Linked DNA regions of Homo sapiens: region 2 is linked to region 1. A link is an interaction called in ENCODE POLR2A ChIA-PET data of the cell type or tissue named here. Cell type or tissue: Panc1. All regions are shown on one strand. Links, peaks and the distances in the headings refer to the core of each region. The heading gives the core; the rest is flanking DNA. Region 1 overlaps LDLRAD3 (low density lipoprotein receptor class A domain containing 3). Region 2 has its middle 22 kb from the start of CAT.

Region 1 (7,447 bases), core at 854-5,853:
ACTACAAAGGTAGCATCCCAGCCAGTGTCTCTCTACTAACCTTGGCCTCTGCCCATCACTGTTCCACCGATGCTAGGGTGATTTTTCTTTTCTCTCTTTTTTTTTTTTTTCCTTGAGACACAGTCTCACTCTCTTACCCAGGCTGGAGTGCAGTAATGTGATCTCCACTCACTGCAACCTCAGCCTCCTGGGTTCAAGCGATTCTCCTGACTCAGCCACCTGAGTAGCTGAGACTACAGGTGCCTATCACCACACCAGGCTAATTTTTGTATTTTTAGTAGAGATGGGGTTTCACCATGTTGCCCAAGCTGGTCTTGAAGTCCCGACCTCAGGCAATCTACCCACTTCAGCCTCCCAAAGTGTTGGGATTACAGGCATGAATCACCGTGCCCAGCCTAGAGTGGTTTTTCTGATTAAAAACTGGATTGTAGTTCTGCCCTTTGGGCTCCCCACTGCTCTCGAGATAAAGTCCAATTTCCCAGGTGCACGGGCTTCTACAGTCCTTTATGATGGCACCCTCTGGCATCTCTACCCACGAGTCCCAGGGGGAGCATCTGTGCATGGTGGTTTGGTAAGCTTCACTTGTTGAAGCATCCAGCACAAGGCTGGGCAGAAGAAATTGCGGTTAAATGCGTGAGATGGACCAATATTCTCCAGCTAGCAGGAGGCAGAGGAGCTCCCTGTCCCTGGGCCAGACCCCTATGGGGAGGGTATTTATACAGATGCTGATTAATTGTTTGCCTACACACAGTATTACAAACAAACAGGGAATTAATTCTTCATCTTTCAGTTCCCATTCTAAGTTTAATTGCCTACATGTCATATACATATATATATATATATATGTAAAAACAACTCTGCCATCAATACGCAACAGTTGAGTTATGAACCTCCCGGCCACCTGATGCCTCAGATCAGTGAGTGTGGGGTAGCTCCTGCCTCCTCGGTGTACATCCACCAGGAGGAGGCTGCTTTGGGGAAACAGCTGGAGAAATTCCCAACATATATCTTTGGAAGGGCATTAAAACACCTCAACTGGTGGACCTTTGACCCAGGGAAAGTAAAGGCAAGTGCATATTTTGGGTACCTGCAGAAGAACAAAAAATACAATACTAGGTAATAAAACAGTGATTCAGAGCATGAGCTTTGGAATCAAATTCTTACAAGCTGTGTGATCTTGGGCAGGTCACTTAACCTCTCTGAGCCCTTACATCCTAAACTGATATGAAGCAGATTTGAGGAGCAAATGACATAACCTAAATAAAAAACTTAGCATGGTGGCTCAGACATGGTAAGAAGTCTACTCAGGTTAACTAACATTATAGCTTTACCTACTGTTACTTCTGATGTAGGAGCAAAAACTGTTGTCAAAGCCTCTGTATCACAACAATAAGACTAACCCAGCAGCATCAAGCATTTCTTGAGTACCTACTATGTTCCAATCCTGTTCTAAGAATTTCACAAATATTAATCACATCTTCCTAAAAATAACCTAACAGGCTAGTACCCCAATTTTACAGATGGTGAAACTGAGACAAAGTGAGATTTAAGGAACCAGCCAGGATTAAACAGCATGTACTATATAAATTCAAATATATAAGTGAAAAACACCTTCCTCTCAGTACTGTTTTATTGTGTAACTTTCACCATAAACTATTCATAATTGATAATCCTTCAAACCTCTGTTTAACCCCAATTCCATATGCAAATCTGTAGTTTTATTATATTAATATTTCATTATATAAACAATAAAGTAAAGACATTCCTTAAACCTGTATCTTTAGCTTCTAACAGTCATTTTTTTGCAGTCTTCTATATTAAGATTGCAAGATCAAGTGTTGACAAGAATACAGGTGTTGGTTATTTTTTAATGCGTGTCTTTCTTTCAAAACACAACAGTAATGTGCTCAGTGTAAAAAACTGAAAAATGGGCAAAACCAGACATTAAATTCTCTACAATCCACCACCAGGGATGACCACTGCTCACATTTGTTGAATTTTCCTTTTGGGCTGATTCTGCACAATTTTGTTTACACAGTCGAGTTCACAGGATGCACTTGCTCGGCAGTGGGTTTAACTCTGGGTGATTATGCATGTTCTAATTACTTAGCCATTCAGGACACCCACTGGTCTTACAACATAGGTTCTCTGCAGATTATAACTCCACAGAGTTCTTTCTTCCTTTCAACAGAAATTAAAAAGGAAATTAAAGCCACAGACATACCAAATAACACCAGGAACACTGGAGTTCCCGGAGACTAAAAATCAAAAGGCAACTTAGACCACCCAGCATCCCATTATTGCATACGTGAATGAGCTTCCACTGAAAAACCCAAACAAGGCTGATAGCCCTGATGGATGATCCGGGCTCCAGACTCCGCTGCCCCAAAGGCACAGCCAACAACTGGCTTCTTCTGGGGACCAGCCTCCCGACCCTGACCACACCGAAGGCCAATCCTCAACCTCTTCCCTGCATGCTGGAATTGGCTGAAATGGGGCTGGCAGGGGTCTTGGTGATAACTTACTCTCTCCAATAAGAGATCTGAGCATATTGATTACATTAGGAGTGATTACAGTGGGATAAAAGAAACCCTGCTCTTGGTGGGTGTAAGCCTTGATTTAGGAACAGGGCACAGGGCTGGAGAAGGTAAATGGTGCCTGATGAGCAGATTCACGCCCAGGAACTGAAGGACAATGCAGTGCCCTTGAGAGGCCAGCAGAGATAGGTGATGAGGGGGCGGGCAGTGCAGGCAGCGGGGACCAGCAGCAGACAGAAGCAAGGCATCGGGAGCAGTGGTGGGGTTCTAACGCTTCCTGCGGGATCCTGCCAAAGGAGAACCAAAGGCAAGAGGAGAGCAGAAAGCAGGACTGAGCCCTCCAAACAGCACTGTACGTGAAGGGTGGGGAGGAGCATCGCAGGCGCAGATCACAATGTGCAGACTGACTTCCTGGTTCCACAGTGTCTCCAAATCGGCCTCATTTGTCCCTGGTGGGGTCCCAGCATAAGCCTACAGCTTCTCTATCAGCTGCCTTCCAAGGGGGGTAGCCTTTTGCAGCAGATCAGGTTGAGGGGGTTATGGGAGGGGACGGAACAGGACCATAGAGCCTACCAGCCACACCCTCCATGTGGCTTGAAAACATCTTGTGCACTGCAGGAGCAAGAAGACACCATTCTCCACCACCAAAACTCTGTCCACCTCCACCAAAATAACTTACGGAATCACAAAAAGTGGTCTCCCAAATCTGTTCACCTTACAGCACTGTTTGGGCAGTTGGGTGCCGAGTAGTGGAGATCAGCACACCTTAAAGAACAACCCTTTGATCACCGTGTCATCTCAGATGGAGCAGTCTCACACTGAGCTTACAAACTCACCCCATCGACCAGCTGAGGCCTGTTTACCCTTCTGCGATTAGAAATTCATTCATCCATTCAACAAACATTGACTATCTACTATGTGCTAATGATTTTAATCATGATGACTAACAGCAGTGAAACATGTACTGCTTGCTGCGTATTAGGCACTGTACAAAGCATTTTTATGTCTTAATTCATTCTACACAACAATATCATTATTCCTATTTTACAGGCAGAGAAAACGAGGACAGAAAGAGAAAGTCATCCGCCTAAAAGTCACATAGTCGACAATAAGTGGCAGAGCTGGAATTTGAACCCGGGAAGTTGCTTTCAGAGACCATGCTCTAATGCACTCTACTGCCTCTGTGTACCAGGATCTAGGTACACATAAGTGAATGAAACAAGTATGATCCCTGCTTACATGGAATGCACAGATCAGAGTGCAGACCCACAATCATAAAGGCACAACTGATAAGTATGATAACTGCCCTGGAACAAACACTCTGGACACTGTGAACAATAATACTAAGGGTGAGGAGGGAAACAGCTAAGGTAGAACGGGTGACCTTGCAGGAACACAGTTCTAGGCAGAGGTAACAGCACCTGCAAAGACCCTTAAACAGGAAAGAGCTTGGCATGTCTAAGAAATGGAAATGAGGAGGTCAAGGCAGGCAGATCACTTGAGGCCAGGAGATCAAGACCAGCCTGACCAACATGGCGAAACCCCGTCTCTACTAAAAATACCAAAATTAGCTGGGCATGGTGGCACAAGCCTGTAATCCCAGCTACTCGGGAGTCTGAGGCATGAGAATTGCTTGAACCCAGGTGGCAGAGGTTGCAGTGAGCCAAGATCATGCCACTGCACTCCAGCCTGGGCGACAGAGTGAGACTCTGTCTCCAAGAAAAAAAAAAAAAAAGAAAGGAAAAGGAGACTAGCGTGCCGGACAAGGTGGAGGATACCAGGAGAAGATGTGCTTGAAGACCAGTTAGAACATACAGGGTATGTAGTCTGTGGTAAAGGGTTCAGATTTCACTCCAGGTGCAGTGAAAAAACTCCCAAAATACCCACCTTGCAGAGCCCAGTTGGGAGAGCCGTGGTTAAGGGAATCACCAGGCTACCCCAAGCTGTGTGACTTTTGTCAAATGAGTTCATCTCTCTGGGTCTCACTACCCTTATATGTAAAACAGGAATAAGAATACCTACCTTATAGGGTTGTTTTATTAAAAAAGTCAGTTACAAATGCTACCTATGCTAGTGCCTGGCATATAGTATATTGCTTCCATGATACTTGGTAGCCTCAGCCTCCACAAACTCCAAGTTTTCTCCATGTATTCAATAGCCTTCCTATTTTAGTAGGGGAAGTGAGACTGATAAGGGTAGAGACAAAAAGGAGAAGGAATGAGGCCAAATTAATTTGTGATCAATACTTCTTGTAGCTATTACGGTGACAGGCACCAGATAAACACAAATAGAGCTGAAGACCAGCTTCTCTGCCAGCTGTTGCCATCAGTTGCTTTGGACAATTATGCAGGCAAATGCATAACCTTTATATAATTAAGCATTCCCTGACATCTTATTTGCAGCTCTTCTTTTTTCATCCTCCCCCTTTTATTTAGTCTGCTTTCAGTTGTGAAGGTCCAGCTGCCGGCTTCACTCGGATGCGCTGACTTACGGTAATTTTGAGTTAAGCTTTATTTTACAGTCTATGTAAATAATGAGGCGGAGGCAGACTCAATAAAAGGCAGCCTGGCTTCAGCCAATATTCAACTCTACAGCCACAGCCGGACTTTAGGAGTCCGGGTGGTTGGCACAGACCCTCGGACAAGAGTCAGGGGGTCGGCACTGTGCCACAGCCTGGCTGGACTCCTGGAAAACAGGACATCTGCCAGGCCAAGGGGCAGACATTTGTGGCTAGGGCCTACTCCCCCTCCAAACTTCACTGTGAAAGAGGCATAACTGTTTCCAATTCTTCACCCTTTCCACACCCGTGCACTTGGCCATGCCACCTTGCAGCCTCTCTGGCTGGAGATAGAATATATTTATCTGCCCCACTGATCTTGGGCTTGGTCATGTGACTTACCTTGGGGTCAATGGGACAAATGAGCAGATGCTTAAAATATGCTTATAGAGCTGGGCTTGCGATTTTGTACTTCTAATACTGCCAGGAGAAAACCATGCTGTGGGGCAGCACATTGCTCCCAGGAGAAAGAAAAGCAGGTAGGGCAAACCTGCACCAGCTTGTAGAATGGAGCTAAGCTTGGTGAGCTACGATTAGCTGAGCTCTAGGCTGGGTTCAACTCTTGTGTTGCACACATCATATTACATTTAAAAATAAGCACTGATGGTTACTCATTTGAAAGTATCTGCTGAATACTTATTATGTACCACACTTTTATTATTATTATTATTATTATTATTTTGAGACGGAGTCTCGCTCTGTCGCCCAGGCTGGAATGCAGTGGTGCCATCATAGTTCATTGCAGCCTTGACCTCCTGGGCTCAAGTGATCCTCCCACCTCAACCTCCCAAGCAGTCGGGACTACAGGCATGTGCCATCATGTCTGGCTGATTTTTAAATTTTTGTTGTTGTTGTTGTAGAGACAAGGTCTCACTGCGTGGCCCAGGCTGGTCTCAAACTCCTTAGCTCAAACAATCCTCCCACCTCAGCTTCCCAAAGTGCTGGTATTTATTACAGGCATGAGTCACTTTCCTAGCCTTGTATGAAATTTTATTTTATTTATTTATTTAAAAATTGAGATAGGATCTCGTTATGTTGCCCAGGTTGGTATTGAACTCCTGGGCTTAAGCAATCCTTCTGCCATGCCCTCCCAAAGTGCTGGGATTACAGGCATGAACCATCACACCAGGCAGTACCATGAGTGCATAGAAAAGGAAGCAAGCAGTTAGATAGGAATTATCTGTTCACAAGTTTATCTCCTTCACTAGACTACAGGCTCCTAGGGGCTGGGGATGGAGTTTTTTCCTTTTGGTTTCCCAGCACCTAAAACAGTTCCTGCTTAATAATAATAGTAATTATTATTGTTATCATCATCGTCATGCAGTAACCACAGAACGAATAATTGCAGTGTCTATTTATGGAGTCCTACCATGTGCCAAGCCTGTGCTAAGCTCTTTACCAACGTTATTACACTTGATAGTCACAATTAAGGAGATGAATCCTGTTTCCATTTTTCAGATGGAAAATCTGAGGCTTGGGGAGGTGGCTTCATCAGTTCCTAACCCTCATGTGTACAGCACAAGCCCTTCCCACTTCTCCCCCTGCACTGAGCCTCCAAATCCTTGACCACTCTGTTCTGGATGGCATCTACAAATTGTTCATGCCCATCCTTTTGCTTCCTCGCTTGGGCACACAGCACAGCCCTTCCTCATCATTTTCTGCTTGTTTACTTGTTCCTTTGGTCCCCCAAACCAAACTAAGAACCTCAGGTAAAAATCCTAAGGTGCATGGATTGTGTCTGTGGAAGGCATAGTTAAGAGCTTGGGCTCTGAGGTCACAAGAGTGTGGGTTCGAATCCTGGCTCTGCCATTTACTGGATGACCTCATGCCTATCCCATTGTCTCCCTTAACCTCACTTTCCCCTCCTGTAAAATGGGGATTGTGATAATAGAAATAACTTCCTCAAAGGATTCCGAAATGGTGTAAAACACGAATGAGCAGTGCCTGGCATGCCGCGAGGGCTCAGTAACACCAGCCATTGCAGTGCCCTCCCTCTCTTTACCCGATGGCAGGTGGGAGGTGCTGGATTTGTGAGGAAGAAGGCCTCACGGCCTTGCCTGCTCCCACACTGGCACAGCATCACCACTCCAAACTAGAGGCGACCTTTTGGGTTTATGTACTGTGTGAGAAGCACAGAGGCTATGGATTCCTAGCATAAATCATAACAGATAGCTCATCAAGCTCTTATTTATACAAACCAGCTCTCCCTGCCTGAACACTTCTGTGCATGTCTCTCTTTTGCGATACTACTTCTCCAGAATTCCACAACCAGCAATTATTTTCCCGAACCATAATAATTTGATACTCATGGCGCACCCTTCCCAGGAGCCATCGCCATTGTGGTGGTGGACAA
Region 2 (7,447 bases), core at 1,199-6,198, 1.7 Mb after region 1:
TAACAAACCTACACGTTTACCCCCTGAATCTTAAATAAAAGTTGAAATTATTTTTAAAAAATAAAATAAAGGGCAAATAACTGATTTCATTCACAATGAAAAAAGTTTCCAAATAATGATATGCTATGACTTGCTAATATATATTAAACTTTCTGAAATTTAATGCAATTGAAATTGAATCCATAATGACACCTGGAAAATCTGTACCTATTAAATTCTTCAGTGTTGTCATAACTTGAGTATGAAAGCCCTAAAAGAGAAAAACTTTCTTTATATACATCCTACTTTTTTTTCTTTTTATTTATTTAAAAGGAAAAAAATGTCCTTAAAAGAGAGGTTAAAATATGTCATTTTCCAGACCTTCAGATTGCTACACTGGTCACGTGAAGAGAAATCTGAAAACTATACAGGTGTCTTGTTCTAAAGAATCTGGGAAGTCAGACTTCAAGCGTCATTTCTCCAGATTCTGTGTGTTGGGGATTGGAGTGGGAGTTGAAATAGGTCCCTAATCACACATCTATGAGACATCTGGGGGTAAGAACTGTGAATTTCATGATATTATAGGCTATGAGATTGTTTTATATACTGGCTATTAGACCTAGGGCCCTGTGAATAGGCTGAGAGTGAGGGCAAGCCTCAAATCTTCCTGAAAGATGACCACTGGCTCTGTTTTGAGATGGCAATTTCCCTAGTTCAGAGAAAAGGGATTTATACATCAATTGAATAAATCATTCTTCAATTAAGTGATTCCAAAACAAGATGAAGAAAGCAGCCTCTCCAATAAACTTAATAATTACACCATTCAAGGGTACATCTCTCCTGTTGGAAAGCCATTGCCAAAGATTAACAGAATAGCTGGTGTCCACTTGCTGAGCAGCATTCCTGTAACCTGTGTCCCAGGATTATGATGTGGTGAGAAGACCCGCTACGTAACAAACTGGAGGAGGAGGAACTCTTCTAATTTCTTTGAACTTTAAGAGTTATAAATAAATGTGTCTTTTAACCATGGGGCTTTTTATTTACTTTTGTTTTTATAGGTAAATATGCTTCTTGTAAAATAGAATACAACAAAATATAAATGTACAAAAACTTGCTTCCTATTACCCACTCTCACCCCCAAACTCCTCTCTCTTTCTGTCTTTTTCTCTTCCTCTTCCTCTCCCTCTCTCTCTCTCTCTCTTTTTTTTTTTTTTTTTTTTTTTCTGAGATGGAGTTTCACTCTGTCGCCCAGGCTGGAGTGCAGTGGCACGATCTCAGCTCGCTGCAACTTCCACCTCCCGGGTTCAAGCAATTCTCCTGCCTCAGCCTCCCCAGCAGCTGGGACTACAGGCACCTGCCACCATGCCTGGCTAATTTTTGTAATTTTAGTAGAGACGGGGTTTCACCATGTTGGCCAGGATGGTCCTGATCTCCTGACCTCGTGAGCCACCCACCTCGGCCTCCCAAAGTGCTGGGATTACAGGTGTGAGCCACTGTGCCCAGCCTGTTTATTATTAATATGTATAGCTCCACCTTGTTCTTTTGAGTTGCCACATAACATTCTACAGTGTGAACACATCCTATTTACTTAACCTTTCCATTATTAACAGACATATAGGTTTTCTCTAGTTTTCACTTTTACAAACAATACTGCCCTGAACATCCTTGCAGGGACAACTTTGTATACTGCTGTAAGTCTTCCTGTAAGACAAATTCCTAGAAATGGAATTGCAAAACTCTCCTCCCTTGTGAACAACACTCCATTCTGATTAATCCACAGGCTACCATACTGGCCAAATGTCAATTGTCCCAGCCTTAAAAGTCAGGCATCCAGTAGTTCTCTCCCCACTCTCCCTCCACCTCTTACTTCCTTCTGCATGCTGCCACTAGCTGGTCCTGCTTGAGGCAGCTCGTTTCACAGTCTACTAGTTTTATGTGCAGAGGATCTGGCTGAGCAAAAAGAAGCAAGAATTGGTGCCATAAACATAAAACCAGCTTTCAAAACAATGATCTGAGAAATAGGCTACTGAGAAATAATAGGCAATGAAATAGGTACCTTTAGATCATAAAGTAGACTAAATGGCTTCGTATAGTCCCCATTAGCTCTATTTTGATTCTTTGCCTCATTGCTTCAAATGCTGAGTACTGGGTAGAAGGAGGAATTTCTAGATGTTTTGGTAGATTATCTTTTCTAACTGATAAATTTTTTAAATTGGGCAACTTTTTCCTGATGTTTTCACCAGGAGAAACAGATGGACTGGTACCAAGTATTCACCATAGACACCATACCTCATTTAATCCTCAAAACACTCCTGGGAAGGAGTAGATGATGTAACTGAGGCTCAGCGATGATTAGGTGACTTTCCTGCTATTGAATGAGTCTCAACATTCTAAAGCATGTCACCCCTATGCCAAAGCCCATGTTTCTTTCACTATTTGATAAAAGTGTCATAGTCTTAGCCCAGACCACTTTCTCCAGGTAAGTCGTCAAACAATCTTTTACTAATGCATCTCCTCCCCAGGATAAGGAAGGAACCAAAAGACAGAATAGTATTTTATTTCTGAGCTGGACTCTTGGTCTGTTTTTTGCATTTATTTCTAACAATTATTTGCCATATTTTTGCATCATTGCTATGGTATTTTCTTCCTCATCTTGCTCATATGTGGGTAACTGTCCCAACATTTTATTTGCTCTGATACAATGTTGGTGACTTCTTTACTTTTGTTTTCTAATGAGCTGATATTAAAATAACAATGGAAGAGAATGTTGAAGTTGTTTGCTCTAGATTTAGGGATTAAATTTTTAATATTCCTAGTACCAGTTTTCTCTAATTACTAGAAAAACACCATACTGGCCATAGAAAGAGCCCCCTAGAGGCTAATTGGCATTTATTTGTTTCTGTTGGAATTCAGATCCCCTCTATAGACAGATAAAAGGATAGAAGATAAAAGGAGTTCAGATTCACAGTCTACAAAGTCATAAAATTTATACTGGCAAAATGTAAGAATATACAAGAAAGATTTCGATACATTTAAGAATGATAGCTCCAACAAGGAACTATAAGGAAGATATTAAGAATTTCTTGGTTATTATACATAAACAGAGACTGACAAGAAAAAGAACAACTGCCATATGCTCCCTCCCCTCATAAGTGCCTCGTGGTGAAACTGAGTAGTAATATGATCGATCTGAGACAGAATGGTATTTTTTATGTCCACATGTGTTCCCTTTACTTGCTCTGGCATTAAGGTTCTCTCTATCCAGTGATGCAATAGACAGTTGCTGGTTTTGCAACTCTATGCACTCTACATTTTGTAATATCATCCTAATTTTGCTTTGTAGAGTTATTCCCTCCTCTACTCTACCTTTTATTTACACTTGAAGTCTATCTGCACCAAGTCAGAATGAAACCTAAGCTAATGGGTGCATTCTGTTGCTCCTGCCATAGCAATACATTTACAGATAGACACGTGATCTAACCCAGTCCAATCAGAAACAGAGAGGCTCAATTACAGGACTTTTGTGTAACTTTTCATGAGAAAACAGACTTTCTGGCTGGGCAAGGTGGCTCAAGCCTGTAATCTCAGCACTTTGGGAGGCTGAGGCAGGTGGATCACCTGAGGTCAGGAGTTCGAAACCAGCCTGGCTAACATGGTGAAGCTCCGTCTCTACTAAAAATACAAAAATTAGCTGGGCATAGTGGCGGGCACCTGTAATCCCGGCTACTTGGGAGGCTGAGGTGGGAGAATTGCTTGAACCTGGGAGGCGGAGGTTGCAGTGAGCCAAGATTGCGCCACTGCACTCCAGGCTGGGCAACAGAGTGAGACAGACTCCATCTCAAAAAAAAAAAAAAAGAAAGAAAGAAAAAGAAAAAAGGAAAACAGACTTTCTCAACAGACTTGAATCTGAGAGGATGCAAGGCCAGAACAGCTGTAGCCATTTTATTGCCACATAGAATCTGAGAATAAAACTAACACATGGGGAAATGCAAAATAAAGCCAAGAGCTGGGAAGAAACTAAGACATGCTGATGATGTGTTTTCAGTCCTCAGTCTAGTTTCATCCTATCTACCTAGATATTCAGCCTGGATTTATTATTTATATTATCCAGTGCATTTTCTTCTTTAAGCTAATTTGAGCTGGGACTTCTGGTCACTTGCAACTGTAAAAGTCTCAAGTGATACAGAAATGCCCAGAAGTAGGGCATTTTTAAATGACAGGTTCTAAGATGTAGAATTAGCTGAACTGAGGTGATGTGGAATACATTCAACCCACCTAAACTACACTACTACTATTTTTGATAGGAAACACACAGGATGTTAGAATGGATCGTCTAACCTTGGTTATTTCAATAAGAAATAGAAAAGCTTAAGTTGGAACTGGTCCTTGTGAAAGTACAGACTGAAGAAGATACCTCTTTGCCTCGGAAAGCTCACCCTTTTCGGCATGTAATAGAATGTGGAGGCAGAATCCAAGTTCAACTGAGGGCTGGACAATGGACAAAGCCCTGTCCTATTTTTAGGAGAGAGAAAGTTTCAGGCTGGATTATAGAGTCAATGATTAACTAGTCATTGGTTATTTGGCACTGGAGTTCAGTAAACAGAAATAGGTTGAAATTCATTTTGTTTTAAGAAATGTATATTTCTAGAGAAACTCATGCTTGGCAAACTACAAGAACCCATGATTATTTGTCCATTAAGGCAATCCATCGACTCCTAAACCAATGAATTATGAAACAGACTTGTAATTGTTACAGCCCCCATGATAGCTTTCTCCCCAAATCCCTTTTTAGACGTGGCCACATTTGTCAATCAACAAGGTATGCCCTCCTGTAAATACGCCTTAAGTAAACTAGATTGGCTGACCCCAGAGCTAACATTTCTGGCAAGAAAAGGGAATCTTATTACTCCTCTTCATTAAGATTATGTGCTATAAAATGGTGGCCACTGTGTAATGTTTCCTATATTCCCTTTTTCCAAATGAGTTTAAATTATTTTTATTGTAGTTACTCTTTCCTTTTCTATCATTCTATATTGGGATAATCAAACATCATTCAGCAGTAATTCATCCAACCATGTAGAGCAACAAGAGCAACATTCATGTCCAACTGAGAGAACTGAACGCCGCTGAAGAATCTGTATGTTGAGGTTAGATCGAGTCACTTGATAATACTTTGGGTGTTCTTCTTTCAGGGGAAGGGGAGAGCTGGATGACAGGAACTAAAATCATCCCCATGCATAAAAGAGAATCATATCCAATGTCACACTGTGAAATAGGAGCTGAGGCAGAACTTGCCCACAGGGAAAGGGGGCATCGTTAACTGTGTATATGTGGTGGCTGGAGACAGAGAATGCCATGTGGACAGAAGCTGACAAGCTCCCTGACAGCTGAATGAGTGGATCTGTTGTCTCTACTACCGTTGCAGGACAGGAACCCTAAATTTCCAACTGTACACCTAGTTCTAGATTGCAGGTCCTGAGATTAGTGGAAGATAACTTCGAAAATGCCAAACAGGATAGAATTAGCATAGCGAAGAAGACAAGAAATTTCCACTCAAGATAAAAATGTGAATAAAAATTTCAGAGCAAGGAAAGAGAATGAACACAAAGAGCCAGCCAACAAACTTAATTATGGAGAAATTAATTCATGGCTCTCAAAATACAATTGTAGGCCAGGCATGGTGGCTCACGCCTGTAATCCAAGCACTTTGAGAGGCCAAGGTGGGCAGATCATGAGGTCAAGATTCAAGACCAGCCTGGCAAACATGATGAAACTCTGTCTCTACTAAGAATACAAAAATTAGCTGGGCGTGGTGGTGTGTGCCTGTAATCCCAGCTACTCGGGAGGCTGAGGCAGGAGAATCACTTGAACCCAGGAGGTGTTTGTCACAGTGAGCCGAGATCGCACCACTGCACTCCAGCCTGGGTGACAGAGCAAGTCTCTGTCTCAAAAAAAAAAAAAAAATACAATTGTAAACTGCACTCAAAAAATCACTTTAAGTATGTACATTTAAGAACTTCAAGAAAATAAGTGAAGCAATAGCATGCTTTACAATCAACAAAAAAAGTAGGGAAAAGGCAGATTAGATTAAGAACCAATGGACATGAAAAATAACCAATTGAAAATTCTGTAAATGAAAAATATAGTCATAGAAATACAAACATTTTATGAATTGGATATACAGGTGGTCCTCACTTTGCACAGTGTTGTGCTAGCCAAACCTCATGCAACCATGTCTTCACTTTGCATGATTCTGTGATAACTGAGGACAGGGTTCTGATATGCATAGGTTTCAGTTAACATAGCATCATGCAAACCAAGGATGGCCTGTACTCTGGCCTGGGCAAAATAAAAAACTGAATTAGTGAATACTGGAAACTAGCACAAAAATTTGATGATAAATACAGACCAATAAAGATATTAAAATATGAATGAGAAATGAAGAGAAATAGAGATTAGATTAAAGGATTTTACTAAATGTATAATATATGAGGCTCTCCAAAAGAATAGAACAATATTGAAAGACTGGTAAAGGATTAAGAATTGAAGAAAAATGTCAGATTTTTTAAGTGCCTATTAAATGATAGAAAGGATAAGTGAAATAAAACCTAGCTTGACAAAGCAAAGGTAGCACAGTTATGGAACGAAAGGATAAAAAAAAATCATAAAAGCTAACAGAAAAAAAGGACAAAAATCTTAGAAAGTAAAAATTATACTTATAGCAGACTCCCCTTTCCCAGCAATACATGCCAAAAGACAATGAAGTAAGGTCTTCAAAGTGCTAAAAAGAAATTACTAATAAAATGTAATTTTATACCCAGCTAAAAATCATTCAAGAGCACTTACATAATATAGACATTTAAAACCTACAAAACTCCACTGATGCTTGATAAAAGAACTACTCAAAGACATACTATAGCAAGGAAAAGAGTGAACCCTTGGAGAGGAATGCAATAAAGAACAAATAAAGCCTATGAAAGAGATGTCAGTGAAACCATGCAGAGAATTTGATGTCTGATTTCTAAAGTTCATAGATGTCTGACTCACATATGAGAAAGCTAAAGTAGCCTGGGACAGCAGAGTAGAGGCTATGTCTGGGAAGCAATGGACTCACCTCCAACCATAGGACAGAGGTGCATGAATCCAAGGGATTAAATAGGGATCTGGAATAGCTATGTCAAGGGAGCAAAAATCAAACAGAATTAGTAGAGAAATCCTCAAAGAGCCTGTAAAAGTGCTCATGAGAGAAAGATTTGTTCTTAAATACCTGTCAGGTCCAGAGAGCCCAGAACAATCTTTTAATAGTTCTGGTCAAGAATTTTCCAATCCCCATTTCCTTTCTCCCTCCTCTTGCTTTAACACAGGTGGGGAAGGCAAGAGCAATGGATGGATAAAGGAAGAAGAAAGAGAGGAGCTCATGATGTCTTTCCTTCCCAGATGGCATGTTCTTGTCTGCACCAGACGCTGA

The links. ChIA-PET counts read pairs that join two places held together with the same protein. Peaks named below come from ENCODE experiments on the same cell type or tissue, not always from the same donor. Only the 100,000 strongest peaks of a DNase experiment are listed, where the experiment ranks them.
Region 2: POLR2A ChIA-PET joins it to region 1 with 6 read pairs; 1 of 35 experiments calls an interaction of 5 or more read pairs at or near these places.

Annotation. Positions count from the first base shown.
Region 1 is chr11:36,121,516-36,128,962 of GRCh38, reverse strand. All of the region lies in intron 4 of LDLRAD3 (low density lipoprotein receptor class A domain containing 3), which reads right to left. Among named protein-coding and RNA genes, the nearest start is that of MIR3973, 120 kb to the right of the region's middle. RefSeq lists an enhancer at 4,934-5,103. In Panc1, for the core only: no CTCF peak of the experiment used is centred there; no DNase peak of the experiment used is centred there; H3K27ac peaks cover 284 bases.
Region 2 is chr11:34,412,794-34,420,240 of GRCh38, reverse strand. No RefSeq gene overlaps it. Among named protein-coding and RNA genes, the nearest start is that of CAT, 22 kb to the left of the region's middle. In Panc1, for the core only: CTCF peaks have their summits at 2,650 and 2,850 (motif pointing left); no DNase peak of the experiment used is centred there; H3K27ac peaks cover 429 bases.